Linked DNA regions of Mus musculus: region 1 is linked to region 2. Evidence: chromatin loops called from intact Hi-C (ENCODE). Cell type or tissue: gastrocnemius. All regions are shown on one strand. Links, peaks and the distances in the headings refer to the core of each region. The heading gives the core; the rest is flanking DNA. Region 1 has its middle 91 kb from the start of Esr1. Region 2 has its middle 34 kb from the start of Esr1.

What was found. Peaks named below come from ENCODE experiments on the same cell type or tissue, not always from the same donor. Only the 100,000 strongest peaks of a DNase experiment are listed, where the experiment ranks them.
Region 1: a loop joins it to region 2, with 2.7 times the contacts of the local background. A loop is called at or near these places in 3 of 42 quality-filtered maps.

The regions. Positions count from the first base shown.
Region 1 is chr10:4,611,400-4,627,217 of GRCm38, forward strand. It overlaps a transcript of Esr1 not described here. Among named protein-coding and RNA genes, the nearest start is that of Esr1, 91 kb to the right of the region's middle. In gastrocnemius, for the core only: no CTCF peak of the experiment used is centred there; a DNase peak (open chromatin) is centred at 10,240; H3K4me3 peaks cover 1,443 bases; H3K27ac peaks cover 2,882 bases.
Region 2 is chr10:4,668,733-4,684,550 of GRCm38, forward strand. It overlaps a transcript of Esr1 not described here. Among named protein-coding and RNA genes, the nearest start is that of Esr1, 34 kb to the right of the region's middle. In gastrocnemius, for the core only: a CTCF peak has its summit at 6,454 (motif pointing right); a DNase peak (open chromatin) is centred at 6,448; H3K4me3 peaks cover 427 bases.

The DNA of each region.
Region 1 (15,818 bases), core at 7,320-12,319, 54 kb before region 2:
CTTGTCTCAACAAAACAAAACACCAGATTAAAGCCCCAAAGCAAACAGGACTTGTAAATCACGGCAGGAAATGCCAAGCAGTTTATAGAAGGCTCATACACCTGAAGGCTTTCAGAGTCAGCTCAGGCTAAGCTGTTCAGGTTTCCAAAATCAGGAACCCCATTCATTAATCAGTGACAAGAACTGCTGAGCCACGGACTTAGCTGGTTGAGTCAATGAGTGAAAGAGAAACTCTGAGAAGCGCTCACATTAGAAACACCCTTATGCCCCTTCTTAGCTAGTTTTCAGCGAGGAAAATCTGTGTGCAGAAAGAACGCTCCCTTATTTTATTTTTTCCAAGTCAACATGTTCGTCTAGACTTCGAGCTTTATTGCAAGGAAAGAGAAAGTGGGTTGGATCACTTTTTTTTTTTTTTTTCAGCCAGAGGCTTGTCCTTCTGCAAACATCTATCTGTAGGCAAACGCTGAGAAAGTTGGAAGCAGACCTGGCTGGAGAGAGAGAGGAAGGCCACCCCCTCCCCTATTATCCGGAGCAGAGTTTCCAATCCCAGTCAAGTGGTGGTGCTAGCTCTTTGCTTCTGAGTCTCTGCATTTCCTAATTTCATGGTCATAACAGCCTCGGAACGGATTCTACCAAAACCGAAAACACAAGGCTCCCTGCTCAGCAGCCTTGTGATGCCAGGAGAGGCCAATGCCCCCTCCTCTGCCATTGTCTAGCTTAAGAAGGCAGTCTCTGGGCGACATTCTTCTCAAGCAGGTACTTCTATTTCTCTCCATTTCTTTACAGTTCCCCCCCCCCCCCCTTGGCTATAGTGTGCTACTGTGTGCAATCAGGCTGGAGTCTCAAGAGTTCACTTCTGTGAAAATATGTTCATTTTTCTCTCGCTCATTGCTCCAGGGATATTTTATAAAGTTTCTGGCAAACGTTATCATGTTAAAGCTGACCTTGGTCCCATGGAAATTCACTCCGGGGAAGCTACATTCAGCTGAGTCAGACACAGTTATCTGTTCTTGGTGCAGCACTGGCAGGCTCTCTCTCTGCCTGCCTCAGATCGCGTCAATTTATTGGTCCCAGGTCGAGCTGTGGGGGATTCTGTATGGTTGAAACGTGCGCGAGTTTAAAAAAGTTCCTGCTCCGACTTCACTTTGTACTTGTCTCAACGCGACCACGTTTCTTAATCTTCGGTGCTGTGACTTATGTGAGCTGGATCTAAGGCGACTGGAATAAGCCATCATTTGCATCATTTGTTTCCTGAAGGCAGACGAGTTTTCTGAAAAGCTACGCAATCTAGTAACGCATCTTGTCTTGAAGTTGCCTCACAATTGTAGGCGAGTTCTGAGTCCTGTGGGCTTGGGCTTGGTTCTCTCTAACCTGAAAATAACCACGGGTGACTGCTTTTTTTTTTTTTTAAGGCAGGGTGGTGTGTATATTAAGGACAGTGCCATACAGTGTGTGCCACTCGCCAGTGACGTGGTAGTTACAAAAGGCAGAAAAGGATACTTTCATTTTGGCCACAGGAAAGCCACCCGTTTCCTGTAGTGGAAAGTCTCATGCTTGACCAAGAAGTTGCCAGTGTTTGTTCTCTCTGACTTGCCCAGAAAAGTCTAGCTAGTTAAAATTTATTTTAAGTTTTTTTTTTAACCCTAATATAAGGGTTGGGTTTTTATTAAGATGATGTTCAATCGGGACATGAAGTACCACTTAATGTCAGATGTTTGAAAATTACCTTCTTGGGCCAGATCTAGTAGATTTACAGAGCACCCCCAGCCACAAGGTTGATGGGAAATGTATTTGGTTTTGAATTTGAAATAATATATTCAGAGAGGGCTGATGTTGGAGTACCAATTAAAAGTATTTGAACTTTTTAAAAAGTCAGTAGGGTGGGAACCTCTGTGTTCTTGGGGTCAGCATCTATCTGTATTCAGTAAAATTCTTTCTTGTTTCGCAAGAAAAAAAAGGCAAATGTTTGCCCTTGTTTTATAAACATCCCAAAAAGGCCCGTTCTAGACCCTGTCTGGATATAAAGCTGTAGAGGCTGGACCCAGTCTTGCAGTGATTGGTGGATTTTTGTCATAGAAATTAGAAGTAACACTGACATAGAGATGAGAGACAAACACACAGGAAAATTGGCAAAATATTGAATGTGAGTGCCAGGGTTATGTTCATGAGTGGGAGGTGCTGTCTTGACACTTGAAGGGAGTTGTTCAGTTCTGTTGCTCAAGGCAGTAAAGGCCCCAGAGCATTAGCTTTGCTGCAATGACAAAGTCAGGCAGCTGTCCTTTCCTTCAGTGACCCCTGACTTTCATTCAGTTTAGGACTTGGAACCATCTGCCTCCTATCATGCTCAGACACATACATTCCTAAGCCTACAGTGCCCTCTGCACCTTCTTCCATGGGTAAGAAGGCGCATCTCTGCCCCGTCTCAGTATGTCTCTGTATTTTGGTCCAGTTGGTCAGAATGCCTGCTTGAGATGAGGCCATGATTGAGCTGCAGTTTGGTCCATGGGTCCAGGGAGGCTGTAGAGAAAAACAGACGAGAGAGAAGGACCACTGTGCTTCTGCTCTGCTAAAGCACAGAGGAGGCGCGGTCCTGTCCACCCACCTCTGCCTGAGCTGGCTGGCTGTTGTTTGCTGAGAAAGAAATACCACCTATGAACCCCTGCCAAGGGCCTAACAAAGTGTTAATTTGTTTGTGTGTGTGTGTGTGTTGTGTGTATGTACACACACATGATGTATGTGTGTAGCGGCATTGTGTGTTCCACAGTGAATATGTGGAGTTCAGAGGACATTTTGTGGGATCACTTCTCTCCTATCTTCTCACGGACTCTGGGAATTAAGTTAGGTGACCAGGCTTGCCCAGCGAGTGCTTTACCACTAAGCCGTCTCGCTGGATACCCAGATGCTCTTTTTAAAGGTTAGCACTTTACAGGTAGCTTTTGCTAAGGATGGTTATGATAACGGTGATTTTGTCTCTATAGCAATGTTCCAGTAGTCCTTTTTCTAGATCAGCCTGGGTTAGGGTTAGGGTTAGGGTTAGGGTTAGGGTTAGGGTTAGGGTTAGGGTTTGGGTTAGCAAAACTGTATGCATCAACAGATTCTATGACTCCTTCTAAGGTGTGTGTGCGTGTGTGTGTTTGTGTAGATGGAAGTGTGTGCATAGAGACAGCCTCCAGGCATGTGATAAAGCTTTCAGGTGAGATGGGGGTAATGATGAGATATTGGAAGTAGTCTATAATCTCTTCCTTGGAGTATCAATGTGACTTGGGGGATGTCCTCTGGTGTGAGATGTGATGTAGGCGAAGCCCTATCTTTTCCAGTGCAAAAAATATCAAGAGTCTTGTTGGTGACACAGCTGTCACTTCATTGTCTCGACTGCAGGAGTAGTCTTCAGGAGTGAAATCTGCCTTTAGCCTCTTACTTAAACTCAATAATTCTCAATTCTTTGGGGGGTTGTGTCTCCCTGCTGAGAGCGGACTAGAATGGGGGCACAGTCATCACGAAAATCATAGGACCTTTTTGTTGCTGCTCATCACAAGGAGATGAGGTGGGTGGAAAGGAGATGACAAGCCTTGGGGGAACCTCAAGTTGTGCAAGGTCAGTCAATTTGCTAAGTGGTTGGTAGCCCTGGTAACTGTCCTTCTCTGGAGTGGTGGCATTCCAGGTTCTTTTTTCTGTCTTTTGATTTCTTATTCCTCGGTACTTATTGAAGCATTTGCTTGTCAGGTGGCTATCAGCTGAACTCTCTAAAGGGATCTCCTCCTCACTCTCTTCAGAAGAGCCTCCCTAGTCCTTTTGCAGTGGGGGCCACATGCCTGAGCCCCTTCCTACCTCTGCGGTTCACTTAAGTAGTCTCATTGGAAAATTTTCTTTGATAATTGTGATAAAGAAATCCACAAGGAATTTTAAATCCCTCTGTAAGATGGCATCTGTCCTTTGAATTCTAATTTTTTATTTGCTATAACCAGTCATTCATTAGGTTTTGCTTTATTATAAAACCTTACAAAGAAAGGGAACTTAGTAAAGCTGGTCACATTGGGTAGTCAACAATCCATCTCTGCATCTGGGTAAAGCAACGGAACACCCGTACATTCCTGTCCATTAAGAGATGTTGGGAATCCCATTTACATGAAATCTTGCTACTGTATATTTTGGCATCAAGTTTATTCAGAAAAAGGGTACTTCTGTTTGACTTCCTTATTAAATTCTTAATTTTGTCCAAGAATGAGCACATTGCAAAGTTCTACTGTGGCTCATGAAGCTCTGTTCTAAAGGGTCTGCTGCGGACCCTATTGGAAGAGCCCTTGGTGCCAACAGGGGGCTTTTGCTCAGGGTTGCATTGTGGTATTCTGGGAAAAGCCTGGTACCCAACCATGTTAGATATGCAATGGATGTGTTTGATTGAACATGATGCATTCTTTGTGTTCTAGATGATTTTTTTTTTAATTGTCAAAAGTGGAGAGTTGGGCACATAGTATGATGTATCATTGCTGCAGAATAGCTATGACATACACTAATTGAGTAGAAAGTGATGGCTGCTTTCATAGAGATGAGCACCATGGTATGGAAGCACACAGAGAAGCTACTGCTGATTGGCACTCGGAGTTTGGGACAGGAAGTGACAGTTAGCCTTGACCCGGAAGGATGGGTATGTTGCCCTGGGAAGATGTTGGGGGTAGAAGACGCTAATCCAAGGAAAGAGACAATCACCTTGGGGGATCAGGAGTTGGTCTGACAGGAAGATAAGTCAGAAGTATGCAGGAACATGTTAGCAGAGAATTAGGACTGTGAAGCTAAATGTCATTTTAAGGTGTGAGGTTGCAGTGAAATGAGGCCTTCTCTTTGGAAATACTGTGTAGATTGAGGTTTTTAGTTGAAGAGTGAGCATGCCAATTTGGAGATGATTGGACTAGCTGAGGAGAGGTGAATTGCTAATTTAGAGTGAACAACTTAAATTGAGCAATTTAGCAAATCTTTTAAGGACCCACTTTTTGAATTATGATTATTTATGGGCGAGAAAAGACTTTGTCTCAAAAAATGGCTGGTAGAGAGAGGAGTTGGAGGGGAGTCAAAAGATATTACTGTAAAGTGAGCCTGGTGGTGCAAGCCTTCAACCCCAGCTACTTAGGAGGCTGAGGCAGGAGAATCACTAGTGGAAGGTCTACAGGGGTCATCTGATGAGTTCAACACCAGCTTTGAAATTTGGCAATCCCCTTCTCAAAAGAATCAGTTAGGAAAGGGTGAAAGATGTGGCTCAGCAGTAGAGAGCTTGCTTGGAATATGCAAGGTCCTATGATTAGTTTCTAGGAGTGAACATACATACAGACAGACACACCTATGCTGGGTATTTTGCTATCTTTATAATTGAAAGATGGATCTAGCAACTAACTGCCAAACAGATCCCAGAAGGTTTTTCATTCAGGGACCACTAGGGACTAAGCAGCACACTTTATATGTGCAAAATGCTTTTTCCCTGGGATATTTTTATGGCAAAAACAATCTTATTTGGATAGAATATAGATTCATAAGAAAATGCTTCTATTTGTATGACATGGAGACTGGTGCAATTATTTGCAATTTATACACACTTGTCAAATATGTACTCAAGTTCGTACTTTACATTTCGTACTTGAGCAGTCCTTTGACTTTGGAGGCCTAATTCCCTAGCAAGTGAATGAAGGCCTGGCATACTGGGTATGACCTCAGTGCTGGTACTGAGTCACGCTTCTGCGCCTCCTGTCTTCAGCCACCTCCATTTGGAATAGTGAGCCAGGACATTAACATATGTACTATTAGAGCCGTAGGTGCCTGTCTGGGAGTACAAGATAGCTGATGCCATTGAAGGCTTGCCTAGGGAAGGGAGCCTGTGACACCTCTCGCCACCACTGAAATGCTTCAGATGATTTGGAGCTGAACCCAGTGATTGGGGAGCTAAAGAGGAGGGGTGTAAGGAGATTGTTTTTCCCCTTTCTCTCTGTCTCTGTCTCTCTGTCTGTCTCTCTGTCTGTCTCTCTGTCTCTGTCTCTGTCTCTCTGTCTCTGTCTCTCTGTCTGTCTGTCTGTCTCTCTGTCTGTCTCTCTGTCTCTCTGTCTGTCTCTCTGTCTGTCTCTCTGTCTGTCTCTCTCTGTCTCTCTCTGTCTCTGTCTCTCTCTGTCTCTCTCTCTCTCTCCCTCTCTCTCTCTCTCTCTCTCTCTCTCTCTCTCTCTCCCCCTCTCTCTCTTTCTCATCCTTTAAAGGAGTATGGTACGGTAAAAGGTTAGGGTGACAGCTATGTAAGAAAACAAGGCAGGTGTCTGTTGGGGACAAAGGTTGGGAGAAAATGCTAAGCACATTCAGTAATCTAATTTAGGTTACAACGAATCTCAAAGGCTGCTGAGAGTGTCCCTTGGCAGCTGATGCCTGGCTTTCCTGTTTTGAGCAGAGAGGGGCAGGGAGAGGGTAACAGGGTATCACTCTGTTGGAGGGACATTGCTCATGTTGCTTTGGTGTCCTTCCCTCTAGTCCATTTTCAGACTTCACCAATCAAGCAAAGGGCTGCTTCAAATCTAGTGTGCAACCAAACCAAACCAAACCAAACCAAACCAAACCAAACCAAATCAAAACAAAACAAAAAAAGATTCATAGAAAAATGTTTTCTAGGAAAGGCAAAACCCAGAAACCAAGAGTCAGCTCACTGTAGCACTTCTGTTGCATAAGCAGGGTTCAAGTGCAGAGTATTAATCACTGAGAACAGTTCACAAATTATTTGTGTTCCGATGAGACAGGCCCTCAGTCTCCTTCCTTCTCACTGTTTGGACTTGGTCCATCTCACTCCTTCTTCAGCATTGAGAGTAGAAAGGACATTTAAATGTGCCAATTTTCTCCTTGTGGGAAGCCTCACTCATGTGTTGAGCAAGGAGAGAGATTTATATTGTTACAGAGAAGAAGGCTTGGGGGAAGGTTCAAGGCCTTAATTTGTTCATAGGGAATGCTATCATCTACCACCGTTTATATTTGAGACTTGAACACACCAGGCAGGTTGTAGAAGTAAAAAAGTGTGGCTAAAAGCCTGCACTTGACTTCTTCATCTAGTTCAGTTCAATTTATTGCCCCCCCCCCCAAAATTATCAAACCTATTCTCAGAGGAGAAGTATTTTCTGTGACCACAAGGAAACATCTGTGAGGTCAAACCTGAGCCAGTCAGAACATTTAGCATGTGAGGTTTAGATTTCAGGAGAAGAAAATTAATCAAGGAAACCCTTAAAGCTATGAAGAAGGCAAATCAGAAAAGTCTCTTATCGCTGGCAAGCTGAGGCTCTGAGTTCATATTAATTAAGACATGTCAGACTCCACAATGAATCAAGTAGGGAGTGTCATATTCTGGTAACTTTGGAAGCCAGTGTCAGTCCTGACCGCCAGGATTTATGGTAGATTATATAATGGAATCTTGAGTTCTGAGACATCAAAGGAAAGTTCTGGCTCTTTCCTCATGCACTCTCTTAGGTCAAGCCTACCCAGCAACAAGCCAAGCGGAGGGCTGAGCTCGTAGAGACTGCCAAACCTGATAATGCATAACTAGAGAGTAGCTATGGAGGGGAAAAATGTGGACTGAAGTCAGGTAAAGACTGCCAGGCAACTTGGTTAACGTCCACAGTCCAGTTCTGCTCAACAGCAGCCAATCGCTGGCTTTGTGTAGTGATTTAGAACCAGTCTAAAACACTAGGGCAGAAGAAGTAAACTTTATTACCAAGGTGGTTGCATGCTCGTGCAAACGTTCTCCACATCAGTATCATCTGTGATTGTGTCTAATTCTGAGTATCTACAGGGAGCGGATTTTACTCTCTTTCTTACAGGCGTGGGCAGAAGTGCTGGAGGAAGCCTGTACCATCTGAGGGAACACCTGGGAAAGGTTTCTTTCATTTTTCTCCCCTCCAGCGTACACACGCTCCCCACTGAAAGGCCAATGCTTTCTATCACTTGGGATTCATCAAGTTTATATGTTTGTATCATCTTAATTTTAGCAGGACACAGGAACGAAGTATATCAGCCTACAGGATGAGGTTTGAATTACTTTAGTTAACACACACACACACACACACACACACACACACACACACACACACACAAACACACACACACACACACACACATACACACATACACAAACAGTGGCAGAATCAATGTGGTGTTTTTCTCTTCTGTTGGATACGGAAACCACAAACTACTTAATTTGAGCAGGTGTTTCCCAACTCAAAATTACAGCCATCAACCCCTTGTTCACTGTAAACCTGTCAGGGTGAATTCATTTTCTAGTAGACTTCTCTCCCTCTCCCTCCCTCCCTCCCTCCCTCCCTCCCTCCCTCCCTCCCTCCCTCCCTCCCTCCCTCCCTCCCTCCCCACTCCTATTCTCTCTCTCTGGTTTTCCAAGACAGGGTTTCTCTGTGTAGCCCAAGCTCTCTTGGAACTCACTCTGTAGACCAGACTGGCCTCGAACTCACAGAGATCTGACTGTCTTAGACTCCTGAGCACTTTGATTAAAGTCGTGCACCACCACTACCACCCATCTCATGTGTTCTCCTTTCTTTTGAGAAAAAAAGTTTGTAAAAAAGACCCACTGTTTCTTGTAATTAAAAAAAAAAAGATATCTTAACATTTGAGACAGATGGATATAACCTGTACATTTTCACCTTGACATAACACTTAAAAAACAAAAACAAAAACCTAGGGCCGTTCCCCTCCCCCTTCCCCTTCTCCTCCCCCTCCCCTCTTCTCCTTTTTACTCTCTTCCCCTTCCTTCTTCTTCCCCTCACTCCCCTTCCTCCTTCTGTTCTCTCCCTTCTTCCCACCCCTTCCCCTACAATTTTCCTTCCCAGATATATATCGAATCCAGGGTCTGGCATCCTGATGGAGGTTGCTCTACCACAGAGCCACGCCCCCTTCAGGCTTGGCTGAAGCATCTTTACCTGCTATCAGGGAGACTCACCGCCTTGCTTACAATACAGACTGCCTGCCCTAAATAGAGATCCCTACCCTCAGTGTTTTTTTTTTTTTAAAGCTTTTAAATTGTATTTTTCTCTCTCACAGCTTTGCAATAGCTGTTAGTAAGCAAAAAAAACATTCCCTTCTTCGACGTTATGACCCTTTTCTTCTACTGCTAATTGAATGGCGTTGATAAGGAGCAACATGTGAATTCATGTTTAACCCTAAAATGGGGAGCAGACGTATGTATTTCCAGTTGCTACTTAATAATGGCCTTTCAGTAATTAAGAGCCTTCTCCTCTGAACGTAATTATTCAAAGGGACAGTGGAAGCTTTGTAAAAGAATGTATGCCCATGTAAGCAGGCGAAAAGTCATTTCACATGTATTGTGGACACCAGTCGTAACATGTTTTACTTAAAAGTTAGAACTGAAAAGGTCTTACTGACTTCCAAATCCATTTCTCACTTCCTCCATTGAGCATTTTGAACCAGCTCACAGCCCTTTTGGAAAGCCAGGTCTCTGTTACTACAAATGTCCACATTGTCTGCCCTGCCAGCTGCGTTCGTTAGCAGTTTTCTCCAGTAGCAGGCCATGTGATATAAAATATCGAACGTCCTCTGGCTTGTAAATATCATGTTAACCTTCAAAGCGTTCGAAAGCGCAGGAAATCTGAGTCAACAGAATAGTATGTAAGTTTATTTTTATAGAACCTGCCTGAACTGCAAGGGAGGGGCGGGGCGTGGACCCAGGCCTGCCTGCCAATCTGCGCTGCCAGTGAACTAAGCCTGATCCCACTGAGAGCCAGGCCAGCGGGCTTCGGTCAACTTGCTGACTTCCTACTTGCAGAACTGGGCAGTTCCGGGGAAGCACTTTCAGGAAATCTTCCGTTGACACCGTGTCTGTCCAACTGTGTAGGAAATGAAGGGTTCTAGCAAAGTTTTTACTCAGTGACTAATCAAAATATTAGATAATTTTGCTAAGCTGGAGCTTAGTCACTATCCTCAGAAGTGCTGTGGGACTTGTCCGGCAAGTCTTCAGGTCTATCTGATCAACCGTCCTCAGGCACAAGGGACCTTCTTAGCCCCTGCCTGGAAGGACGTGGCCGACCCCGGGCTGTTTAGGAGCACATACCCACTCCCCCACACCCCCAGCTCCTCTGGCTTATTAGTTTAGACAGTTAGGGTTCTAATCCCACTATGAGGAGTCTGAGCAGTGGTGAATCTGCCCTCCCGAAACCTCTGTGGCCTTGTGGGGATGGCTGCCGGTTGGCGTTTCCAGGAAGACAGCGCCTGCAGCTATTTGCCAACTCCATGTTGGCAGCTGGTTTGATTCCTCTTTTGGATAGCAAGAACAGCATGATGAAGAAAAGGCAAAGGGGAGGGCTTGGCAAACAACGTGTCCTTCATCTTGATGGGGATTGCAATGTGCAAAGTAGGTTGCCAGCCATACTGTTTCCAGTACAGTTTCCTTCCCCCCCTCTCCTCCCCATGTCCCTCCCCCTTTCTCTCTCTCTCCCTTTTCCTCTCTTCTTCTCCCCTCTTTCTCATCTCTGTCCCTCTCCCCCTCCCTCTCCTCTCTTCCTCTCTCCCTTTCCCCTCTCTTCCTCCTTTCTCCCTTCTCTCCTCCCTCCCTCCCTCCCTCCCTCCCTCCCTCCCTCCCTCCCTCCCTCCCTCCCTCCTGTGTGTGTGTGTGTGTGTGTGTAGTCTATGAACATGTCTGTATGGATATGTGTGTCAGTACCATACCTATGCATGAGGAGGTCATCTTAGTTTTTGAGAGGAAGTCTCTCACTGAATATGCATCTCACTGTAATGGTTAGAATGACTGACCAATGGGCTCCAGGGGCCAGGCCACCTCTGCTTCTTAGTGCTGAGATTGCAGACTCTGCACACATCCTTTGTGGGTGTTGGAGATGAGAACTCATGTCCTGTGTGACAAGGCCTTTAGCCGCAAAGCCATCTTCCCTGCCCTGTAGTTGTGTGTTTCTATGCACGTGACAGTCTCTGCAACGACTTCTATTTTTCTTCTAACTTTTTTTTCTACTTTTGAAGTCCTGGATTCAAAATTGATTAATTCCAGAAAGTGGGGTTGTTGCTAGGATTTTGATACAAGTCTGAAAATCAACCAACCAACCAACCACCAACCAACCAACCAACCAACCAACCACCAACCAACCAACCAACCAACCAACAACCAACCAACAACCAACCAACCAACCAACCACCAACCAACCAACTGACCAAAACCCACCAGGACTTGGGATACCATTGAACGCATCTCCCCGAATAACTGCCATTTCTCTTCTGTCACCAGAATCATCCCTCTTCGTGTTTGTTGGGGCTAAAAAATAACCCAGATCTTCTCTCTCCCACTCTTGCGTGCATTTATCTGTTAATGCTAAATTCTATTCTTAAGTAGAAACTCTAAAGGGCTGAAAAATAACATTTGAAGTGTATGTCAATAGATTAGCATGGAGCCCACCTGTGGGTCTGCTTCCTCCCCACTCTTTTAAAGCCAGCTTCCTGTAGGTACAAGGCAGTTCTTTAAAGTCCTGTTTTTCTCTTTGCTAGATGTGAGTTGTCAAATAGTTAACACCAGAACCAGGCTTTTATCACAGTGACAAATACCCTGAAAGAAAATTATTTTGAAGAAGGGAAACTTCAGTGTGGATCACGGTTTCAAATATTTCAGTCTTCTGTCCTGTTGTGGAATGTCGGTGTTGAGGCAGAGTGAGAGTGAGAGTGAGAGTGAAAGAGAGAGAGAGAGAGAGAGAGAGAGAGAGAGAGAGAGAGAGAGAGAAGCAGGGAGGGAGAGAGAGGGAGGGAGGGAGGGAGAGAGAGAGAGAGAGAAGGTAAGATGGAGCAGAAATGCTCATCTTGTGGCCTGAAGGCAGCTGAGGAAGAGATACAGGAAGGTGCTGGGGACAAACTTTATCCTTCTAAGGCATGGATCCAAATTCCTCCAAATGGACTCAACCTCCTAATCCCACCAGTTCCCAGAAACCATTAAACTGTGCCTCTAGCAAGAGATTAGTGTATTAGTGAGGACAGAGCCACCTCTATCTAGTGCCACAGCTGGGGACCAAGCCTTTAAGCCATGAGCCCTGGATGGGTACTTCATATCCAAACCACAGCTCTGTGCTTTGCAGACAGCAGCTCATTTGGCCTTTTTTTTTCAGAGCTCTCAGATAAGCAGCAGGATACCCCAGCCCCCCTTACTAGCATAGTAACCCTAGCTTCAGAGAGATTGTGTAATTCCCTGCAGATACCTTGTTGTGAATGAAGTCCATGATAAGGCTTGAACTTGGGAAGAACCTGCAGGCTCTTGGCCATTGTAAATCTGGGTTTTGGCTATCAGTGGAGACAGTACTCGGTCTGCTGGAAGAAATAGAAACACTACAAGGAAAGGAAAAAGTCTTGTCCCTGGAAGTACTTATAGTCGATCTAAAAGGGGGAGCTTGGATTCACTGTGAATTAGCGTTCCCTTCTCTCTGCTGCGGGGCGGAGTTCTGTGATTTCCTCTCCTGCTTTAAAGCCTGTCCACTTGGGCACTGAGTCTGAGCTTCTTCGTGCGGCTTTATTCCAGGTCATCATTCTGAGTACAGTTTCCTGTCTACACTACAGGAAATACTTAATTGAGTTGACATACATGCTATTTCTGTATCTATCTATCTATCTATCTATCTATCTATCTATCTATCTATCTATCTATCTATCTCTCTATCTATCTACCATCTATCTATCATCTATCTATCTATCTATCTATCTACTATCTATCTACTATCTATCTATCTATCTATCTACCATCTATCTATCATCTATCTATCTATCTATCTATCTATCTATCTATCTATCTATCATCTATCTATCATCTATCTATCTTGTATCATCTATTATCTACCCATTTTACTTAGCAGAAAGACTATTTCCCAGAATCTTCTTTCATTTAATTCAATTCCATGTCTGCTTCTCTCATGTTAGTGAAAATGTATTCCAGAATTTAGTTTCACACCTGAGAAGCCAAGGGACCTCTGACCAGTCAACTGTGGCCACACCTCAGCTTCGCTTTCCTAGTGAACTCTGACATGGGTTATTTGGGGGAGCTCTGGAAACCCAGGAATTAAAGATGGCGATGACTCAGCTGCACTGCAGAGGGAAGGATGAGCCACAACATTGGGAAACCACACACAAAGAGGCAAGAACCGACTGGGGCATTAATGGCTGTCCCTTTCTACTAACAAGCAAGCCGCCATTATGACTCCTAATTCTCCATTTGAGACACACCTCTATTCCTATTGGTACCTATTTGCTGTGATTTTTGACCCCCAGGCTCCAATTTTGTCCCTGAGTGAACTGCAACGCAGACAGTGTATTCCGGGTGTGGTTGCTGTGGGCCCTGCCTGGGTGTCTGGTGGCAAGGACAGGAGGTTTATTTTGTTAACTTGTCACTAGCAGGGAGCCAAAGGGCACTTTGATGATGGCTGATTGAACTAGAGACTGACATTAGTTTATGCAATTTATTCAGGCTCAGGCTACAGCACCATACAGTTGAGTATACCGGCTTTCTTCTTTGTTGACTTGACATGTAGTCATAAATAAGATAGGCCAGAATGTTCTGTCTGGTCTGGAGCTCTATGTATACAAATGGAGGTCTTAGTCATCTGGAACTTTGAATGCCATGATGCCAGAAAAAGTCAGACGCTCTGTGTTGGACTCTGTTAAGGACATGCCTGGGTATAGCTCTGTCTCTTTTGTCTTCTTGCTACAGCTTCCAGCCATTGTCTTCATCTCCATTTAAACCACAGTGTGCTCTTGTCTACCAAAGTGTTAATGATCTTTTGCTTCTACTTGAGAATTTCAAGTCTCTACAAAATAGTGTCCTGATGTGTTCTGTGTGATGTCATTCACGCAGAACACATGTCTTTAAATCACTCCAGCAACAGGAGGCTGCCTGCTGTACCTTAAAGTAGTACCTGTGTTTGTGGTGTTCTCTTCTAAATGCAGAAATGTGGCAAAAATCCTTTTATTGAATCAACCAAGAAAGCAAGGTCCTTCTGAGGGAGGGAAGAGTGGGAGGGCCGTGCAGGCCTGGCGGGGCTGCTGTTTACCTTGCTGGCGTCACTGTGTCCAGGTAGATTGGCTGGGATAAGAGCCAGAGTTTACAGGTTGTCCCAAGAGCACGCAGGGTCCCTTCCAAAGGCTTGTTTACCTTCCCACACTGTTGCTCTGTCAGTGCTCTGCTAGAGACCTTGCGACCCAGGAGGAACCCCTAGAGGGATGTGGCAGAGCCCTCACTTACACTGTAAGAATTTGTGGCTCTGGAAATCGAATAAATGATGAGAAAAGGCGTTGCTGTTTTTAGATGGATGCGTGGCCCCTCTGAGAGCTGTGGCCAGGGGAGCGATGGGCTTCTTTCACCTGTGTGAAGTAGCCTGAGAGACAGAGCACAAGGGACACAGAGGCAATGTGCCATTCTCTCAGGTTGAAGGAGCATCAGAGGAAGGTGGTGCCTCTGACCAATGAAATCATTGCCTTTTCTCAGACTTCCATTTAGAAATGATCATCTCGCTTTTCTGACTGTAGGATACCGGATATGTGGAGCCAGTTTACAGAAGAGAATAAAATTTGCCTATATCTTATCAGCCACAAACAATCATAAACACTTTAGTATTTTTTTTACGTTAGTATATTTTATGTTAGCCCTTTCTTCATATTATAGATAGGTATATATTTACATGTGAATACTGACCAACATAATAACGCTCTCATGTTTAGACAATGTGTTAATAAAATAAGTTAATGAAAATTCAAGATACAACATGATTTTAATTTTACATGCGACATAGAAAACATATAGCTATATAATATATCTGTATTATGAATACATGCAGACACAGGGCCATATTGTACACACTGAGATTATGTTGTATTTTGTAAACTTACCTCACAGTAGAATTTGTTTGGTTGCTTATGTATTTTCACAAGCCTGACTCGCTACATCTCTATCTTATTTCTTGAAAGCAATCCTTAAAAGCAAAAATACAGTATCAAAAGGGAAACTTTAAAAAAGCAATTATCTGGGATATTGCTAGACTTTTTTTTTTTTTTTTCCTCTTCACTTTCAGAAAGTTATCATACCGCAGAGAGTCACTAAAGAAAAAAAAATTCCAAGTGCTACTCAGAGGTCAGAGCACGTACTGCTCTTTCAGAGGACCTGCTTTGCTTCCTACAACTGCCCACAACTGCCTATGATTTTAGCTCCAGAGGATCTGACGCCCTCTTCTGGCCTCCATAGGCACTGCACCGATGCGCACAAACGCACATATAACATATCTGTACTATGAATACACGCAGACACAGGGCCATATTGTGCACACTGAGATTATGTTGTATTTTGTAAACTTACCTCACACATATGCACACAATTAAAAGCTAACAAAAATTTCAAGCAAAAATTTTTCACTATCCCACTTAGAAATAAAATCTCCACTTTATTTAGCTGTGCCACCAATGCATGAAATTAGCCAGTCACACTGTGTTTCTGTGTACAGAGTCTAGTCTTTATATTTTGTTTGTTTCTGTGCCATTCATGTTTTCTGTTATGCTGCAGCCTTTTTTTTCTGTTTTTGTTTCATTTTTTTATTCTTGTATTTTAAATTTATTCTCTGGTGATTTCATACATATATACAATACATCTTGATCACACCTACTCTCGGGTCCTGTTGGCAGTTTCACCTCAACAGGTTTCTCTCCTACCTACATGTCCTCTTCCATTTTAGGGCGACCCATGGAGTCTGATCAGTGCAGCTCGCATGAATATGGGTGTGGCTTTATCCTGTGGCGTATGGGCAGCCTATCAGTGG
Region 2 (15,818 bases), core at 4,185-9,184:
TTATGTTGAAATAGAAGCCGGGTGGTATAGGGACTACTCAGTATTTCCAGGTTACCTCTAAGTTCACACAAAGCAAACTACCACCATGTCATCTTCATGCTTTGGACGGTTCCATTTCTTTATCTTCCTTCTTTCTTCCCCTTTACCCGCTTCCTTCTTCTTCTCCTTCTCCTCCTCCTCCTTCTTCTTTTCCTCCTTCTCCTTCTTCTTCCTTCTCCTCCTTCTTCTCCTCTTCTTTCTTCCTGTCTGTCTTCTTCCCTCCCTCCCTCCCTCCCTCCCTCCCTCCCTCCCTCCCTCCCTCCCTCCCTCCCTCCTTTCTTTCTTTCTTTCTTTCTTTCTTCTTATTTCCTTCCTTCTGACAGGGTCTTCCTTTATAGCTCAGGCTAGCCTCAAACTCACGGTGGCCTCCCACACACAGGGGTCCCAGTTGTGTGCCACTATATCCGGCTTCCCTTGGACTCCTTACTGATTTGTGCTCTCTCTGCTTCAGGGTACTGGTCTCTTTGGCTGCTGGTTGAGTGAAATGGATGTACCTCTGGTCCAGAACTTTTTCATTTGCTGTCTCCTCAAACACATCCCGTGTTCCTCTCTCTCCATAAGGTAATGATTCCAGTTTCACCTTGATGATTTTATCCAAAGTGGAAACTGTCTCTGTATCTCCCAAACTTGCTTTAGAATTCACTCTGTTCCATGTATTTATTTATTTATTTTTATATTTTGCTCACCTAAATTACACTTTTTAAAAATATATATATATAAACTTACCCATTACCCTAAAGTAGAATGGAACAACTATAAGGGCAGAATTCTGTTTTGTCCAATTATATGTTGCTAATATTTAGGACAGATGCTGGCACATAGTAGGCATTCAATTTATGTTTTGTTTTCTGAGTATTTTGAGAACAATACATGATACTTCCTTACCATAAATTAAATGTCATAATTCATTATCATTTGACTCAAGGAGAAGGAAGGGATGTGTGTGTGCAAGGGAGGGGGAGTTCGTGGCTTGCAGCCCTGCCCAGCCTCCAGGTTGAACTCAGTTCTTCCTGATCACCAGAGTGGGCTCCATCATCCCTTCTCAATCAAGCCTGTGTGCCTGAACACATCTTTTTCTAGTACTGAGACTATTTTATCATTCTGTCAAACACCATTTAAATTACAAAACAAGACTGTATTTCTTTAACTCTGACCTTACAAGACTCTCAGTTTTATAACTGTTTAGAGAAAATGTGGAAAGGTTGACTGTGTCTGCTGGCCCTGGTCATTTTATTACTCATCTCTATAAAGAGGTTTAAAAGCACATATTAAAAAGTTTCCATCTCTTTTGTCTCTTACTTTTCTTCTCATCTTCCTTTCTTGGGTTTCAAAGGGGCCAAAGCAAGGCCCTGTGAGTCTGGAGGAAATGCATGAGACAAAGCTGGGCCAGAGCTAGCCTCAGTCCTCAGGTCCTGACTTCAGAGTTACTGTCCAAATGACTGCCCTGTGTAGGAGCCAGCACATGAGTGCTTGTCATCGCCAAGCCCTCCAGCTGCTGTTCTGCCCAGCTGTCTCGTGTGGCCCTTTGCTTTTTTCTATTTTCCCAGATCTCTTTCCTCACATCCAGCTAGAGTGAGGCTAAGATGGAGGTCTAGATTCTGAGAACATGTGGTGCTGAGGGAATGCCTCTGGGTGAGGGGTGGAGAACTGGGATGGCAGGTAGCTTTCCAGAAAACCTGATATTCTAAGAATGACATCACCCATTTCCGGTACCGAGGCAAGGGCTGACCTTGAGGAATGTTTAAATGTGTTTTTAGACATAGAGGTCTTTTTGAGGGCTCCATGTTGGATAGCATTTGCCCTCAGCTGCATCCCCAAATGAGAGAGTCTATAAACATTTACGTCACCTGTTGGGGACCTCAGAACTGCCAAGTTTTGTACTCTCCTGAGTCCCCCAGAGTATTGCATGTTTGTGGCATCTAAACTCTTCATCATCTTGTGTCTTGACTATTTAGCATTCGTTAGAGACAAATGTATGTTAGAAATTTAGTAGAGATTTCTGTGCAATTTTGTTAGGCACGGGCTGACTTGTTTGGTGTTCCTAAATATAGCCAGCAAACGTGCTAAAATGCAAACTGCTTTATTATGACCCAGGCCTCACAGGGTCTCTATCAGGACTACTTAAAAAATATGCCTGTCACCTCTGTCCCTTTATATACATCTATTTAGGAACCTTCTACCAATTTGTCCTTTATAACTTGTTCTACCATGATTCAAGAGAAGCAACAGTAATGACATGCTTAGAATCAGAAAATTGTAGCGTGTTTGAGCTCCAGAGGATGTTGGAGAATGCCAATCACTTATCCTCCAGAAGGGGAAAGTGGGGTGAAGAGGGGTGGTGACTCATTCAAGTTCCACATTGATTTTCTGGCAGGGTTAAACATTTGAAGCTGCTTTTCCTAATCTCCCGTGAGTGTTCTTGTCATCAGAGAGAGTGAAAATGAAAATTACCACAAACCCAGGAGCAAGAGCAGCCACCAGAACAACAATGATGACAAACTCAACAAAGTATACTGTGTGGGTGGGAAAACCAAGCACAAAGTATATCTGAGATTTCCATTGCATGAGACAGAATGACCCATTTCATATGTTGGCATTGTGTTTCTTTAAAATGCTTCTGGTCATGTGTGTGAATGTGTGCATGTGGTCCCATGTCCGTGCCACAGTGCCTGTGTGGCAGTCAGAGGACAACTTTGTAGAGTTAGTTCTCTCCTTCCATGTGTGATCTTAGGATAGATGTCAGGTAGAAACCACCACCTGCCTACAAAAGGAAAGTGAGAGTATTTTGGTTTGCTTCTCTGGATGTTATTGTTGCTGTTGTGTTTTGAGTGTTTATATCACAGGTGTCTCTGTGTCCTGACAGAGATGTTAGCTTACTGACTGACTCGGTAGTGGTGTTACCCATTGCATTAGACGGGTTAAGAACAGAGCAAGGTTCACCAGTACTGCAAAAATGTACAGACATGTCATCTTGACAGCGGGTTGTTGCTTTTTATACTAGAAGAGGAGGGCTACTAGCTGGCAGAAAGCCAAGCCAAGGAAGTTAAAAAGAGTACAGTGGCTTTTCAAGACACACAACCTTCATTAAGTCACAAATTTGGCATATATGTAGCAAAAAAAAAAAAAAGTCTCAAAGAATAGCCAGACATCAAGGTGGGAGTTTTGGGGGTCAGACAGAAGATTAAAATACACTGTGCTAAGTACAATTTAGCTTAACCTCAGGGAACCAGCATGGTCTTGGAGAGACACCGAGGCCTGGAACATTACTAGAATTTTGGCAACGGAGAAAAGGGCAGCCATGTGGATGAGAGGACAGAGGGCAAGGTCAGCAGGGCAGCACACTGACTGCTCGGAGGTGGTTGCAACACCCAACACCCTCTTGATTTGCTTTCCTGGCTGGCAAGGAAGGAATCTAAAGTCCTACTCTGTGTTCAAGACTGAGTGACTCAGGAAGGGCTTCCAACAGTCTTGCTGTGTGTAGGGCTGAGGTGGCTCCTGGAAGGTAAGAATTTCAGTACGCACACAAGGACTGTCTTGGGCAAACAGACCCAGACGGCTGGACATGGTATCGTTATGTGGGGATTTGGTGGCTGAATCGAGGGCCTGTCTGATTGGTTTTGTTTTATTTTCCTGTTGGATAACAGGTGAACATGTTACCAATGGGATATGAGAAAGGAGGAAGGGGAAGCATGGCATTTGTAGATTGAAAAATGACATATTTGGTAACAGATATGTTCGTACTGTGGAAAAGGACTTCAGACATTGAGGACCAGGAAAGGACCCAGGAGAACATACAGTAGGTTCTACAATATAAAAACCAGTGAGAGATGGCATCTATCTATCTATCTATCTATCTATCTATCTATCTATCTATCTATCTATCAATCTATCTACCTATCTATCTACTTATCTATCACTTGTCTGACTGTATGTCTATCACTTGTCTGTCTGTCTGTCTGTCTGTCTGTCTATCATTTATCTGCCTATATTTGTCTGTCTGTCTATCTATCAATTGTCTGTATATCTATTACTTGTCTGTCTGTCTGTCTATCATTTATCTGTCTATATTAGTCTATCATTTGTCTATCTATCTATCTATCTATCTATCTATCTATCTATCTATCTATCTATCTATCTATCATCTATTATTTTTCTTCTATCATCTATCTATCATATCTATCATTTATTATACCCATTTATGTATCATCTATCATCTGTTGCATATCATCTATCTTCTATTTATCTATTGATATATCATTTATCTATCATATCTATCATCATTGTATATCTTCTATCTATCTCTCTCTCTCCCTCTCTCTCTCTCTCTATCCATCCATCCATCTCTATCTATCTATGTGTCTGTATATCTATCATTTATCTATCTATCACCTTCATGATTGATGTAGCTATGATCTATAGAAGGTATCAATCTGGAGCAATAATGCTGGAAATTTATGGAAGAAATGGAACAGGAAAAATTTTAATCGAATTTCTATAAAAAGGTGTTAGCAGTTCATTAATTCTGATAGAAATGATCATGTGATTGAATTCATTAAAATTAAATTTCCTACCACTTAAAGATATTCATTAGTTACAGTGATAATCACTGAAGATGGAATTAGGTTATTTCCTCTAAAAATTGTGTTATATTAACCTATTCAAACTGCTTGCTGCATGTTTTAAAAATTAATCTTCTTTCTAGGGAATGATTGCACAAACCCGATATCTCAGCATTCGGGGGTGGAGTTAGGAGGATCAAAAGTTCAAGCTTAGCTTCAGCTACCTAGTAAGTTTGAAGTAAGCCTGGGCTATGTGAAAGCCTGTCTTAAAAGAAAACAATTAATCTTCCAGGGTATAGTGGCATATGCTTATCAACCTAGCATGCAGAGGCTAGAGGATCAAGAGTTTCAACCTTGACTGTATTATCCAATGAGGCTCTGCCCATAAAATAAGATAAGATAAGATAAAAATAAAAATAAAATAAAGGCAGGTTCATTTTGAGAGCAAAGGCTGTTTGTAGACACAGTCGCTTGAAGTGACGGTGTTAGCAAAACAAACTTTACCTATCTCTTTCTCTGACTTCAACTCAATTAGAATGTCACTGTGCAATAGAAATATGTCAGCCACATGTCATTTAGGATGTCTTGGTGACTACATTTTATAAAAGTAAAAAAAAAGAGAGATACTAATAAATTGATCTTTATAATATATTTTACTCGAAAAGCACAGTTAAAGCATCACAATTTTAACTTGTAGTCATCATAAAATGATTGAGAATATCACTTCTTTTTTGCTTTGTACTGTCAGTAATTCCGTTTCCCAAGTCAAATGCAAAGTGTTTATTAGAAATGTCTGACTTCAATGGAGATTTTTAAAGTTAGGAAATTTGAAAAAGTAAACTAAAATATTGGAATTATTAGAAGCATATCTTAGTTTTTAAGTATTGTCTTGCATAACAGCTTGAAATCTCAAATTTACTTTAATAGCAGAACCTAAAGAGTTATGTACAGAAACTTGTAGTGACTTATTCAAGGGTTGGCACAGAAGGAAACCAGGTACCCGAGTATTGTAAGCCTTGTAATTAGTGTTTAATGGAAAGAAGAACACAGCAGGTGTCTCTTCATAAGTATATACACACATATATGAATAAATATGTATGTACATATAATGTACATACATATGTAATATGTATACACACAACATATATATGCCTATATATCTGAATATATATATATATATATATATATATATATATATATATATACACATATATATGTATATATATACATGTCAGATATATATCTGGTTATCAAGTGTTATTTACATCTGAAATGTTTGCTATGGCAATTAGCAGATACAAAATTGGATAAAATCTTACAAATTCTGCTATATTGATAAGCAGTTTTGTACCTTGAGTAGCAATGCAAGACATAGTGATAGATCTCACAATAGTACTGCTCTGACCTCAGAACCGGAATGTGGTAGCCGACATCCTTTAATTATTGAACACCAATTCCAAGCTAAATTTTTATCACAGGAAAATGGTCTGTGCTCAGAAAAGGTCAAAGGTCAACATAGTCTCTTGATCATGGTTTTGATTTACTTAACAAATAAAAATTCTATGTTGGCTTTATTATTGGGTTGAAAAGTGGTCTAATCAACTAAACTATTAGGCTTAAGAATAACACAGACTTGGCCAGACAACCCATATTTTAAGCACTTGCTGGCCACAGGTGGTTGGTGTATGTGAAATGGGATAGCAAGGACATAGGATCCACTAGGTTTAAGATTTTGAAGGCAGTTTTCGTTCCTCTGGAGGCTTGCCACTTCCTCTCCCTGCCCTCCCCACCTCCCACCCTTTCCTACAGACGCTAGTTTGGTCTTTTTCCTGTAGGTGGCAGCACTTTCTTCTTGACGGTATGAGTCCTTTCTCCTTAGAGTCCTGCAGTTTTCGTAGAAAGAATTATATTCTCTAGAAAATTCTTTGGAAGCATAAGTCGGAATATTGTCAGTTCTTTCGTTGTTCTGCCCACTGCTTCAGGAAACAATCCGTTTGCCTCCTCCCCGGAGAGGTGCTCACCGCTTGCTGGGTGTAGAGCGAGGTAGAAGAGAGGTCAGGCGTTCATCCTATCCCTTAGCATTTCCGTGATCTTTCCTGGGCAACCCCTCCCTCGGAGATCAGAATGGACAGGAGGAAGCTTCAGTCTCCCATGCAGAGACAGTATTATCCTATATTTTCACTTTCCACTCGATTTTGTAACTGGGTTTTTCAGAGTTCCACATCAGACATTAAGTGAACCTAATATAATATTTTTAAAATTCGCTTCTTTGCATTTAGAAATACCCTTCCCCATCACGTTGGCGATAAGATTAAGAGACCATTACGTAAGGAATAAAGCACCAAGGAAAGAGATGGAGAAATTCAGTTGGGTTTCCCTAGGACTGGCACACATGCATGCTTACCACAAGAGTCCTGTGTGGAACCCAGCAAACTGTTTGCCGATGTCACGATTCCCTTTGACTGACAGTTTTAAATTACAGGCTCCCTTTTCGGTAATTTTTCCTCATTCTGTTCCCCCAGCACAACCTCAATGCTCTATTTGAATTTTAATCATAATTTTTCTTAGTTTAGCTTCATGCCAACATTGTACTGTACCTGATATAATGAGTTTAAAGTGCTATGCTTTTGACTCAAGGAGAAAAAAAAATCAATGTTTTCTTAATATATTCTTTAATTCTTTTAAGCTTGAGTGTACGAGATGGACTGTTAATGGCTTACAGCAGAGAGAAAAGATAGGAAAGGGGAGCCGTCCATCCAAGCTTGCACATGCCGAGAGCTCTATTAGGACTGTTACCATATATTTGCTTATATTAACTTTTACAAACCACAGAGCACTTTATAAAATGAAGAAACTGGTCTAAGAGCGAAGCCATCCTTGTCATCTTGTAAATGACAGATTTGGCAGAGAAAACTCTGCTGAAGTCCTTTGATGGTTCCTGCTTTCAGTGGCCACTCCTGACAAGGACTCATTGTCTATGAAGGCACCAGAGAACAGAAAATACGGTGTCTGATTTCCATAATCTCCCGAGAGAGCGTCATTCGAAAGGGCCATGTGTCCTTCTGCTTTCTTACCTGTGTTCATCTCCAAAATGTAGCAACCGCTCAAAAATGCACTTTCACTTTTCTCTTTATTCTTAATAATCATATTCACCTTCCCATACACACAGTGCTCAATTTTACAACTTTCTTCTCTCCATTCATCAGGGTAGGACAGCTACAGAATAAAGGACTCTATAAACCTCAGCTTAAGACCAAGTTTATTCTTCTGTCATAGAAATTCTAGTGCAAACATTCCCCACCTGCTTTCCCAAGTGACTCTTTATACTGGGTGACTCAGGGGACCACACCCCTCATCTGGACTTAGTTTATGTCTTGGACCATTTGGACTGTCATGGGAAGGCTGTGAACGTCTTCCCAGAGTGGTGTTCCTAACTGAAGAAGAAGACCAGGATATAATGTTAATTTCAAATTAGTGGTAAGTAAATATATTTCAAGGAAGGATCATCAAGTATGCGTGATTTGAAAGACAAGCAAGGGAGAGACAGCTCCTGGACACATTCTTTTAACTGGACAAATTCCAGTTAAAAGTTAGGAAGAATGAAGACAGTTTTTTTCCTTATCCAAAGTTCATGAGACTCCCTGAACTGTACAGGCCCAAAAGTCCGGTTATTGATTATACAGTGACTAAAACTTTCTTACAAAGGCCTCAACTGGATCTTATACAAGGAGTCAAATGATAAGCCCTGTGGGACAATCGACTTTTTTTTATTAGATATTTTCTTTTTTTTTTTTAAATTAGGTATTTTCCTCATTTACATTTTCAATGCTATCCCAAAGGTCCCCCATATTAGATATTTTCTTTTTTTTTGTTTTTTTGTTTTGTTTTGTTTTTTTGTTTTTTGTTTTTTGTTTTTTTTTTGTTTTTTTCCGAGACAGGCTTTCTCTGTGTAGCCCTGGCTGTCCTGGAACTCACTTTTGTAGACCAGGCTGGCCTTGAACTCAGAGATTTGCCAGCCCCTGCCTCCTGAGTGCTGGGATTAAAGGTGTGCACCACCATGCCCGGCTCTAGATATTTTCTTTATTTTCATTCTATCAGATAGAAACACAAGAATTTTAGTTGTAAAAAGAAGTAAGGAAAAATTAAGCTCTTGCCAAATCCTATCCTCTTCACAGTTATCTCTTGAAGACCTTTAATGTGGATTTTGCCTGATTTCTTTGTATGGAGTTGTTTTATAGTTTTCAATACAGTGTATCACTTATTATGCTTTTAAAAATATTACATTTTAATTTATTGATGTTGCGTGTGCATTGCACGCATCAGAAGACAACTTGCAAGGGTCGGTTTTCTCATTCCACCATGTGGCAACTTTGGGGCCTTGGACTTGGGTCCTCATTCCTGGCAGCAGGTGTCTTAACTCACCAAGTAGCCATATTGTCAACCCTGAGTTACATTTCTCAACTTTTGATTACCTTATATATCCTTTTAAGTGTATCTCCTCAGCATTAATTCAGTGCAATGACATACAGTGTACATGTAATCACTGGAACTTATTCAAGTCGTTGTTTTGTTTTGTTTTGTTTTGTTTTAAATAACACATAGGTTAGGTCTTCACTTCCTCTGCAAAGACTCTGCCTGCATTTTGCTTTTAGGAGATTCCTAGAGCAAAGATTCCTGGGTCTAAAACTGTGCATACCACCAGCACACAGTGGGTAGTAGATAGACGCTTGTGTGTGTATTATCACTATTTCCTATTTCCATGATGCCTTTGCCAGGTTGTGGTGGTCGACACATACCAATCCCCACCATTTTAAACAGTGGCACTCCAGCTTTATGTATTACGTTTGGATCTTGCCAAGCCTATATATGGAAGATAGCAGAGGGAGCCTATGTTTTGAAGTTACAGTTTCATGATGTAGTCTTGGTTCTCAGAGAACCGATGGTCCTATTTAATTTACACAGCCTTCTTAAGCACCAGCCCAGTGGAGGAACATTTGCAGAGTAAGAAACGGAAATAAATGCAGTCTTTCACTCTGCCACCCCATGACTTTCACAGGAAGAATTCTTTCAGCACAAGTAAGCTTAAGGTTAAGTTTATTTGCAAATGGGAAATCCTTCTTCTTGGTAATCTTAAAGACTGGTTAGTATACTCAGTGCTCTCCCCAAAGCTTGTACCACCCCCTTCCTCAATAGCCTCCTGTTCACAAGAAGAGAGATCAGTTAGTGTGCACGTCAGCACACACACAACAAAGCCGAATTGTTTTTGACAATTAGAAATTCAGCTCACAAAGCAGATGTTCCAGATGTGGCGTGCAGCAGGCTAGAATCTCTGGCTGATTGATCCGTTGACTTAATGTTATCAAAGCTCTGGGTTGCTTTCAGCTTTCTACTCTGCTGTGTTCCCTGTATCTATTGTATCCCAGGTGGGGCCACCACACTGTCATAGGATGTCCCCACCAGTCTCTAGAAACATGGTTTTGGTTCACGTTCACAAGAGGACATGATTAAGTTGCAAAAAGCACGGGATGTTAGTAGTCCCATTTGGTCTGATGAATTCAGCTAAAGTGAAGTTCTCATCCCTGGACCAAATAATGGTCTGGATATATCAGAGTCTCCATCTGAAGACTTTACAGTCAGGGTGGTGCTAAGTTTAGGTTGCTATAAAATGTCCCCATGAAGATGTCCAAGTGGGAGCTGCATTCCCATGGCGACATTCCTGTCAGTCAGTGTGCTTCCAAGAAAACAAGATCTGGAGTCCTTTGAACAGGGATAAGAGATGGCTGTGAGATGTAAGGATATTTCTTAGAGAGGACTTGGAAATAAGATTTCTGGGGAGAACTCAGGTTATGTTGTCTGGGCGGACTAGAGCCAGGCAGTGGCATGTAGGTCTGTCAAAGAAGTTTTTGCTTCTGTGATGAGCTGAGATGATTTTTCGTGGCAGTCTAATGGATATGAATGCACTCTTAATTATTCATTTATAAATAAGATGATCATGGAACACTTGCCATATTTCTCACAGCTGAACTTAGAATGTTAATGAAATTAAAATTGGAAAACAATTCTGTTGGGAGAGATTTTATTATAAACATTTATTAAATTAGGGTAAAGCACTCTTGAAAATTTTATTATATTATTATTTTATGATATATTATTTTATTGTATGTAATTATAAATATGGTTACATGAATTGTGAGGCATAATTTTCACTGTTTTTTTTTCCAGAGACAGGGTTTCTCTGTGTAGCCCTGGCTGTCCTGGAACTCACTTTGTAGACCAGGCTGGCCTCGAACTCAGAAATTCACCTGCCTCTGCCTCCCAAGTGCCGGATTAAAGGCGTGTGCCACCACTGCCTGGCTAATTTCCACTGTTTTTTAATAACACTCCAGTTATTGCACATAATTGATATGTAACTGTAACTAATACTTAATTTAATATAACTATCACTAAATATAAAACTGGAGAAAAGAATATTAAATGACAAAGAAGATAGAGGATTAAGCTTAGGTCACCGGCTTTATGTGAGAAGTGATTTATCTATTGAATTGTCTCTTCAGCCTCCTATGTCAAACTCTTAAACAAAAATACCTTTGAGATAACTAATTTTGCATAAATGATCACGTTTAATTTTGTTATCATTATTCTAGTTGAGTCTGGCGTTTATTAAATATTCTATCATAATAGGTCCTGGACAGATGACAGGCAGGGATCTATCTTCATTACAAATTGCACCTGGAGATGGTTAGTTTGAAGCAAAAGGGAACAACAACAACAAAAAAGATGTGAATATTCAGAGTGGAAAGAAAAAAGTTTGAAGAAGAGAGAAAAAAAAAAGAGAGAGAGAAAGGGCTGGAAGAGGAAAACAGAACCAGTCAAAAACGTAAGGAAAACCCTCAGCGAGTAAGATTCCCTAGATATGTATGAATTCACCAGAGCTGTCTGGGGAAGTATGGAAAGTCACTGGGAAATAGTGTACAACTTATTTGCTTAAAATTTTCAGTTAATGCACTTTTGCAGCATTTTGCCGATAAACGACTCTCACTTTGCACTTTATTTCGAGGCAGAGCTGTTTTTCTTTGTCCCTCCTTCCATCCCTGGACATACTTTGTATTGCTCAAGAGCTATAGAATTGTATCCATGCCTATTGTTGCCCCGCTGACAGGAATTCACATAATTGAAAGCGTTTATCCTCTCTTAGTAGAAAAATTGAGCACTTGGACATAATGAAAGCCCCCATCGTTGTCCAAGGCACAGAAAATGCTGTTCCGTCAGCTTTGTTCTAAAGTTTCCACTTTCCCAGGACAACCTGTTGAAAATGGAGCCCAGCCCCAGACACTCAGGCATGTCTCGCTGCAGGCCTGGTGTCCAGGCTCACAGAGATATACTTTGCTACTTTACCAGCCATAAAAAAAAAAAAAAAAAAAAAAAAAAAAAAAGCAAAGCAAAGCAAAGAAAGCCCCCAGAGCCCCAAAGCCCCAAACAAAACCAAAACCAAACCAAGCCAAGCCAAACCAAATACATCCAAAGGAACAGGGAGTGGTAAGAAACAGCATCTTATGGAGGTACTAAAGAAATTTACAGTGCAGGTGTCAAATAGAGTCTCCTTACTGAGTAAGCAGAGGTGATTGCCACATTTAAATATGTATGTTGCCATATTCAATGGAGAACAGTGATTACCCCCTTGGAGTTAAGTTAGTAAAAGGTAGTTGAGGTTTTTTTGCTTGCACATTATTCTTTATCCCCTCTGTATTGTCTAAAGTTTTAAAATGAACAAGTGTTATTTTGTAATTAAAAAAAATCAACTGACAAATAACTACAGGGAGTAAGAAATTACTTGGAGTGGAAAATGTTTAAATAATTAATTTGTCAATATGCGGCTTGGCTATTATTTTCTTTTGCTAAATCAAAATTCCCCTGCCTTTCTCAGGAGGTTGCTTTGCAATGAGAAGGTAAACGTTTCTAATGAAATGAACAACTCCGCCTTCCCACCTCCTGCCCAAAAGCCTCAGGTTAGTTTTGTTAGCAATAAATGTTGCATAGCAGTCTTAATAGCAAACACAGGACTGTGGGTGTCTAACAGGCAAGCTCAATGGAAGCCATGCGTTTATAAACACCGACTTACCAAATTGAAGCAGGTAGGGATGCTTGGGACAAGAGGCATGAGGTACCAGGAGGGGTCTCAGTTGTACTGGGCACTGTGACATGGCACCTCAGATGTCATGAAGGAGGCGCCCTTCCAGCATGAGCCCCAACTAGAACTTCTCTGAATTTTCTCCAATGTACCACAAACCAGTAAGGTGAATTTTTCTTTTTCCTAATAATCTTTATAATGACTTTTGCAACATATTACAAAGAGTGGATTTCACTTGTTTGTCCATAGGCATATGCCCAAAGGCAAGGGGGTATACACTCATATACTCTTGATTTTGATTTGAAAGAAAATAGAAGCGATGGATTCTTCAGCTACTTATCAAAAATCATAAAAATTAAAACCAATATTTAGGCTAAGGTGGATTTATACGGGGAGGCATTTTTAGGGGGAACTTGAGGGCAATTTGGTCCAGAAAGACAGAAGAGACAGCGACTATGATTGTCCCGTGATGCTACATGCCAGCAGGCAATTCAGAATTGATTTCTGTTGCACGGGAAAATGAGGATTAACAAACCAATTATCAAACTTGAAATTCTTTTCAGATGCTCCACCTTACAAACATATTTGTAAATGCTAAAAGGCTGTTCAACAGGGAGGTGCCAAGGATAAAAGCCCTGGGTGGTTGTCAATAGACACATTTCATTTCTGTCCAGGCATATTCTGTTTCTCCTCCGCTCCTAAAACAATCCTCATTGTCTTTTCTCTGTGCTCTAATCAACTGTGTCTGTGAACTCTATTTTATTTTTCATTAGTTCTTTGAGAGTTCTATATAACATGCTTTGATTATATCCACCCCTGGCCTCCATTTCTTCCCTGATACATTGTTTTCTTCCTCCATTATCTTAGGGTATTTCCATCCTATGTGGAATTATGTCTCTCTGAAGAAGAGTTAAAAAGACAGGTTAAAGCTCTGAATTTTCCAGTATTACAGATGTGGCCTGATGTAGTGATAAGGTCTCCCCAGGAATTTGCTTCTCCCTGAAGACCTATAGGTAGTTAATGTTACTGGGGGATGAGTTCTTCAGTGGTATAGCCACTGGAAAGTTGTTCATATTCCTGTGATGGACTCTCCATCTATGTTCTGGTAAGCAAGCCTAACTGAACTCACTGGCGCCAGAAAAAAATAAAAGAAAAAAAAAAAAGGAAAATAAAACAATCTATGAAGGTGGAGAGTGTTCTAACTGGGAAGACAGAATGAGCTAATGTAGGACTTGGAGGGAGAAGAGAGGAGGTGCGGGTGGAGAGTTAATGTGACAAAGCACATTAAAAACATGCTTGAAAATGTCACAATGTAACTAATTATTATGTATCAAAGAGCATGTTAATAAAATTGTACATGGGGTGGGGGAAGAGAGGAAATCTTCACAGAAGTAATGGGGATAAAGTAAGGGATTAAGAGCTGGCCTAAGTCGATGAGAAAGGGAAATTTGCGACACTGGCATGCACCGGAAGCAAGTCACCGGAAGATGAAGGCAGGAGGCAGAGTGATGGTTCCACAAGCCAAGGTACACCAAAGACTGCCAGCGAAGACTCAGGATCCACAGATAGGCACAAAGAGAGGTTTTCATCACAGCCCCAGAAAGAACCAGTCATCCTAATGCCTTGACTTGCGACAGCAGCTTCTGGGACTGTGAGACAATACATTTGTGCTGCTTTTTCTCACAGCTGTAGGAAGCGAATATCTTCTCTCGTTTGTCCCACTACTTCAGAGCAAGCCTTACACATTCTTTCCTAGAAACAGAAAGTCTAGTGATGAAGAATGTTTGTGCACAACTGTAAATCTGAAGGCAACCTCGTGGTGGCAAGTGGAAGCCTTTATCCTTGACCCAGTTGAAAGAAGGGCCCCGGGTGGAGTTGGATAGCCTTCTTGGCAAGCAAGCCAATGATTCAGGGAACTGGGGTTGTGTCCTCATCCCACGTATCTCTGTGCAAGTAGAAACTGAAGCATCTCTCCTACTTATTTATGAGAGGTGGAAGAGAATGCTAATTCTTGTAGACCATTCAGATAGAGCTCAATTATCTTTAAAATGTCACCTCTTGTCTTGTCTACTGGCTGATGGACAAGGCTGTGGGGTACCAGTTGGAAAAGTGATATGTAGGACAATTTTGGCACATTCCTGGCCAAGAGGATTTTGTTTGTTTGTTTGTGTGTTTGTTTTTAGCAAGACGGTGGGTGGATTGGCACGTGATGTTTTGTGTGAAGTGAATATATGATAGATACCTGTAGAGCTGGGAAAAATTTTGACCAAACAGGGACAGTATAAGGATTTTTGTCGCCGCGCAGAAGGGAGCCTTCAGAAACAGCCTGCTCTATTTGATTTGCTGCAATGAATTTGGAGGAAACCGGTTTCATTTACTCAGCCGGCTGTAGAGAATACCTCTCATTTCCCTTGTGGACTTACTGCCAAACACGTGCTTTGAAACGGTGCCATTTGGGACGTATGGTGTCTCGGAACACAATGGATTTGGTGGTGGTAGGTGAGGGACAAGTACTTGTTTTGTGATAATGAATAACTGACATTTTGTTTGAAGTCATGTTGTTTGAAGTTTCCTGTCCCCAGCCAAGGCATCCTATGCCAAGAACTGGTAAGGGTTTCTGGATCACCAGAGACTCATTCGTCTTGGATGGGTAGTCAGCCTGTATGAGGTCTTCCTGTGCTAGCTGAAGGTGAAGGAAACTAGAAGGGATTCTTTGATTTTGCACACATACCGGGTGCAGTGGTACTGCCAGCTTGTATCTGTAGAAGGCTTTGATGAGCACATTGCTTACACACATGAGTCAGACGGTCTATATTTAGGAAAAGTCTTCTCTATGCAGTGGAACATTTACAGGTAAAACTGAAGGAAGCAGATCTTGCTAGATCCCCACTGGTGTATTAATAGAAGTAGCTGATTAGGTGTGGGAGCAGATAGAGTCACCAGTGACAACTGTCTAGGCAGAAAAATCCCATCAGTGGAGGCTGTGCTTTGGATCTTAAGTGTCCCTCACAGTCTCGTGTTTTAAATGGCTTTCCTTTAGCTGGTGGTGCTGTTTGGGGTTGCCGTGGAAACTTTAGGAAGAAGAGCCTTAA